2 separate regions of the Homo sapiens genome follow, and region 1 is linked to region 2. A link is an interaction called in ENCODE POLR2A ChIA-PET data of the cell type or tissue named here. Cell type or tissue: PC-3. All regions are shown on one strand. Each heading gives the region's core, and the rest is flanking DNA. Links, peaks and the distances in the headings are about the cores only.

The links. ChIA-PET counts read pairs that join two places held together with the same protein. Peaks named below come from ENCODE experiments on the same cell type or tissue, not always from the same donor. Only the 100,000 strongest peaks of a DNase experiment are listed, where the experiment ranks them.
Region 1: POLR2A ChIA-PET joins it to region 2 with 5 read pairs; 2 of 35 experiments call an interaction of 5 or more read pairs at or near these places.

The regions. Positions count from the first base shown.
Region 1 is chr6:38,373,694-38,376,616 of GRCh38, reverse strand. All of the region lies in intron 6 of BTBD9 (BTB domain containing 9), which reads left to right. Among named protein-coding and RNA genes, the nearest start is that of BTBD9-AS1, 110 kb to the left of the region's middle. In PC-3, for the core only: no CTCF peak of the experiment used is centred there; no DNase peak of the experiment used is centred there.
Region 2 is chr6:38,269,207-38,272,129 of GRCh38, reverse strand. The region is part of intron 8 of BTBD9 (BTB domain containing 9); the gene reads left to right. Among named protein-coding and RNA genes, the nearest start is that of BTBD9-AS1, 210 kb to the left of the region's middle. In PC-3, for the core only: no CTCF peak of the experiment used is centred there; a DNase peak (open chromatin) is centred at 1,559; H3K27ac peaks cover 1,385 bases.

The sequences.
Region 1 (2,923 bases), core at 133-2,632, 100 kb before region 2:
CTTTTATCAGAAAGTTAACACAGCTTTTGTTTCTGGATTTAGAATAATTTTATTACAGTTTTCATTTTGTTTAACTTGAATGTTTATCTGCATGCAAGCCTTTATCACTTGAGATGTGTGTATTTTATACATTAACCTCCTTAGGTGGTATTGAGATCACATAGATTGTGAGAAAGTTCTAGCATTTAGGATAAATTTTCCTTCTTTTAATTTTATTTGTATTTTTTTCTCAATTCCCTGTTTCCTACCACATTAATATATATTACCCCTAAAATTAATTTTCATCCTTGGAATACTCTTCAGCATTATTTGTAGCGAGCAGGTCCATATTTAGCTGGCCCTTAGTCCACTTGTCTGTGTTGAACTCTTACAATATTTGAGCTTAAATCATTCCCTGTGAGCCTTTCTTCACACACATTTTTACCCTAAATTTTCTTTACTTTGTATAACATCTGTCTTTTGTGGGGGAAAAAAATGCCACATGGGCAATTTTTCTTTTGTGGCTTCCTGTACTCATTAAGCAGCAAGGGATAATTTGGAGTTAGCTTTTTGCTCCTAAATTTTGGGTATGCTTTCTGGTTATATTGAACATGACATATAAGACAGCAGACTTAGTTTTATTTTCTTGTCATAGTTATGCCTACACGTTTTTTCTTTCTTTCTTTCCTTCTTTCCTTCTTTCTTTCTTTCTTTCTTTCTTTCTTTCTTTCTTTCTTTCTTTCTTTTCTTTCTTTCTTTTGTTTGTAGACTCAAGGTTAATTGCTTTGGGAAAGTTTTAGTTAAGTCCAAATTTACATTTTTATTTTAGTAATAAACTGATGTCCAAAACCTACTACTTCTATTTTAAAAGAATTAATGTTGCACAGTATGCAGTGTTTGTGTGTTTATCCTTCGCAACCAAACCATAGCTGGATTTTCCAACTTGCCCTTTTCCACAGACCTTGTCTTCTTTGAAGAAATCTATTCAATAATTCAGATAGTTAAATTCCTCTGAGCAAGAAAAGATCTGATATTGTTGTCAGAGTTCAAATATCTGGTAACCCTTCATACTGTGGTTAGCAAGTGATAGACAAAAATGTGGAAGATGTTCCCAGACTCAGCTGTCTGACTTTAATACTTGCTGACTTTTCATCCTCTGTAGTTAATGGATGCAATGACTAGAATTTGGTCCTGAAAACTGTAAGCATCTTCAGGGTGCAGACTTTCTAACTCACACTAAGACTTCTTAATGCCAAGCCCCTCACACAATAGCATGCATTTTATGATTGCTTAGTAAATATTTGACGCTGGGGGCAGGGACAGAAGAAAAAAATATTTGATGCTAATAAAAAGCAAGATACAAGCAATTTAGTTGTCCAAATAAACCTTGAGCATGACTTTGACCAAGTCTGTGTTTTATTATTACATTGATTGTCAGTACTTTACATTCTGAGGAAAAGATCATGTGGACAACTCAATAGCATTTCTTGCATTAACTTTCCTGGCACTTATCTAGTCCTGGCACATCTTGCCTCCTGACTTCTTCAACGCTGGTTTTATCAAGGGACTTAGAATTCCATAGATGGAAGGAATATTGAGAATGATTCAGTATATACTCCTGCCTTAAAGACAGAAACATATGAAAGACAACTGCAAGCTTCTTTTTCCTCCCTCAAATCTCCAGAGTGATGGCTATCACATCTCAGCTACGCCTAGTGACTGCCTTCTGTTTTTGGACATTGTGTTCCAAAGATCACTAAAATGTCGCTGCCAACTCTGACTCCAATTCCTTGCCACTATAGTCAGAGGAAAAAAGCCAATGATACTTCTCTAAGATGCAGTGGGGGTATCCATAGGTCTATCAGTGCTTTCAGGGCCACATAAAAGGTATTGATTTCGTGCTGATTTCTATGCAGGGTTAGTTGTCTCTGAAGGTGTCTGTTGTGTGTGTGCAAGAGCTGGGGGAGGTGGGTAATGTCTGAATGTATGCAGAACTTTTTTTCCCCAAATAATTTGTTTTAAATTGAAAACACTTCATTAAATGGTTTGTTCATTTTATTGATTATGCTAAAAAAGAGATGTCTCAACTGGGGGCAGTGGCTCACACCCTTAATCCCAGAACTGTGGGAGGCTGAAGTGTCAGAGAGACAGTTGTTTTATTAGGATACAATAAGTTAAAATATTTGATTTAAAAATAATGTGATTCTTTAGAAATTTCTGAATATTAATGTACCTCTGAAGTTTACAGAATGTAACTTTTCGGTGCTGTCTCTCCTTACTCTTATATAGTTTGAGTACAGATTTTATATACATATATATATATATATATACATATATATACATATATATATATACTTTTTTTTTTTTTCGACACAAGGCCTCACTCTGTCGCCCAGGCTGGAGTACGGTGGCACAGTCTCGGCTCACTGCGACCTTTACCTCCCAGTTTCAAGCGATTCTCCTGCCTCAGCCTCCCAAGTAACTGGGATTACAAGCGTGTGCCACCACACCTGGCTAATTTTGTATTTTTAGTAGAGATGGGTTTCACCATGTTGGCCAGGCTGGTCTTGAACTCCTGACCTCAAGTGATCTGCCTGCCTTGGCCTCCCAAAGTGCTGGGATTATAGGCCTGAGCCACTGCACCTAGCTGAGTGTAGATATTTAAAAAGCTGATTTTTCAGAAAGATGCTAGGCATGGAAGCAGAGTAAAATGTTGCTTGCCTTAATATCTGTATATCCTTTTTCAGTTTTGATTTTTAATGATATAAACTTTTAAACTTGAATTTTAAACCAATGTTAACAAGTTTTGCTGGGTGAGGTGGTGGCTCACACCTATAATCTTGGCACTTTGGGAGGCTGAGGCAGGAGGTTCGCTTGAGGCAAGGAGTTTGAGACCAGCCAGGGCAACATAGTGAGACCCTGTCTCTACAAAAAATAAAAAAGC
Region 2 (2,923 bases), core at 244-2,743:
GGGCTCTAGAGGGTAGTGGTCAATGACTATCCTATCAGTTTGAGAATGTAGCTCCTGGGCACTTGATCAGTTCAGGGAGTAACGAGGGTTTGGGAATGGAAATGGTTTTCATTTTTAATTGGAGCTGCTGCTGCTGCTGCTTCCCCCCCTCCCCCCACATTTTCTTTGTAGTTCTTTTAGGAGAAATACCAGAAATTTAGGGTGAAAGGCAAGCCAAGAATTGCCACTGCAGTTGTCACAGTAACAAAAATGAGATTGTGACTACAGCACAATCTAAAAGCTCCATGTAGAATTTGCTGCATTAAAATCTCTTGAAACAACAGAAGAAAGAGACTTTAGACATTTCTAGGCTAAGCTCAGCCTTAGTTTAAACTGTATCTTTATTTCTTACCTTGGCGCCATAACTCTTTACTGCTCAAATAGAACAGCTTTAGTTTTCTGTCTATGCCTGGGGTTGGTAAAGTTTTTCCATAAAAGGACAAGTAGTAGATATTTTAGGTTTTGCAGGCCATACAGTCTCTGTGGTGCAACTATTCGACCCTGCTGAGGGGCATGGCTGTGTTCCAATAAAACTTTATTTACAAAAATAGGCATCCACAGGCCATGGCTTACCAATGCCTAATCCATTCAGTTCCTTTCCTCACTAACATTTCTGGCCCATACAGGTAAAAGTGAAGTGTTAGGGAAGTTCATTTGCCCCTCATGGTTTCAAAAAAATGTGAATAATAATAATAATCCTGTTATTGAAAGATAGGAATATTAAAATCAGCATTTAGTTTGGGGACAATATATAATACCATGACCACTGGGTTTTTCCTACTGTGTTTTGTTATTGAATGAGCCTTGTGGGCTGCCACAAGGAGGGGCCAACAGGAAGTCCTGGTGGATGAGGCTTCATTCCCCAACTCTGACCTCAGAAGAGCATTTCTACTTTAATCTGTTTTAGATACTGAGATTCTGCCAAGATGTTGTTTGTAAAAGAGATTCTGCTGCTAAAGAATATTTTTTTAAATATTGGTTTATATTTCTTTGCAAGTTGTATAATGCCTCTTTATAATGGATACTTTATAAAAGTGCCAAAGATTTATCATATATCGCTTTGTAATTAAAAGGGAAAAATAGACTTGAAAAAGGAATCAGAAATCACGTACATTAAAATCCATCTCCCTCCTTTCCCCTATCCCCCTACCACCCACTTCCCAGATTATAAATCTGAGAGGATACAGTTGTGAAGCAAGACAGAGTCAGAGTTGGGACTCCTGCCTCCCATCTGAAACTACTGCTATTCATTACACATTCCAAGGAATTGTGGACAGTAGCCTTGTGTCCATCAGAGGCCCAAGGAGAGTCATTGCAACCCTTTGTGGTCCTAATAGGCTAAGGAAATAACTAGTAACTTCACTGTTTTCCTTTTACCTGCTCATGCTACCTCTTCCTTTTGGCTGCTAGGAGCCTCCAAGCTCCTCATTTCCCCCAGGCTATTCATATGTATCCTTTGTACACAGTTCCAGCACCAGCGCCTTGGAGGTTACCTCAGGGATATTTCCCAGCCCCTGACACCCAAACACTCTCATGTGTGACTCAGATAGGCTGGGGTCCTCTTCTGCCCCACCACAGGAATATCAATGCTGGCTCTTGGGGATTCAGTGCCAGAGTGGGAGGATCCTGAGAAATCTGAGATCTCACCCACCTTTGGCATGATTTCTTTCCTGGCTTGTGAAAATTCCTGATCTTTTTTGTCTCTACCTTCCTGAATGGGAGTCAGGGCAGTGATGCAGAGGGGTAGTGGGGGGTGGGGGGTAAGCTTGCATGTGCATTGGATGGCTGCATGGCACGAGGACCGTGTTCTCAGGATGCCCATGTAGGTCCTATCAGCCAAAATAAGAAGAAAGTTAAAAGGGGTCCAGCAAAAAGGATTATAAGGCATAGAGGACATAAATGTTTGTTCTTGATGAGGAAGAGTGAGCCGGCTGAACAAAAGAAACAGTTTAATTTGCAGAGTGCAATATTCTAATGAAGCCTCATGCTGTGCTTGAGTCAATGTCGCAAGGTCTAGCTGCAGCAGGGCCTTAGCTAGATAGGAGTGATTTATTCATCTCTGCTTCCATCACTCAGATTTCCTTCTCTCAGTCATCCAGTGTCTATCACCGGAAAGCCTGGTTTCTGTACGGTTTACCCTGGTAGCTTGCCTGGAATACATTTTGAAGGATTAGTGTACATGGCACGGAGACTGGCCTCTGTGCCCAGTACACTCTGGTGAATATTCATGTCGGCACCTGGGAGGGTTATTTCTAGAAAGGCAATTCTTGCAGAATACATTCCAAAGAGGGAATGCTTTTCCTGTCTGATGTTCCCTCAACCAAACAAATGTGGAAGAAGGGAAGCTACTCTGCAGTTCTGGGGAGTATTCATGAGACAGAAACAACATCCTCACATCTTCTGCAGCAGTGGGGAGAACTGCAAACCCTCCCTTTGCAGAGCCTTTGCCTGGGCCTCCTGTTCAGTATAGGTGATCGCAGGGAAAAAAAAAAAGCAACTGCCCATTTAGCCTTTGGTCCTATGACCCACACCAGTTTGGTTTAATTACAGCTGTTTAGCAGTTAGGAAAGCCAGCGTTATTAATGTTCAGCTGAAAACGTTTGAATTAAAACTTGTGATCCCAGCTTTGAAGACCTGGATCAAGAAAACTATACTGAGTGGCCAGTGATCAAAAGAATTGCACTGAAAAACTTAATGAGCCATTTTTTCCTCTAGCTGCTACAAAAAAAAAATACATAAAATGTTGCTTTATTTTTCTGGCTTCTCACCATTCTTCAAAAGATTTATCACACAGTTACATATTAAATTGATTAATTATCTTTTGTTTATAAGAATTTATAGTTGGTAGTTAGGATTTTCACCTTTATATACTGGTGGAGATGTT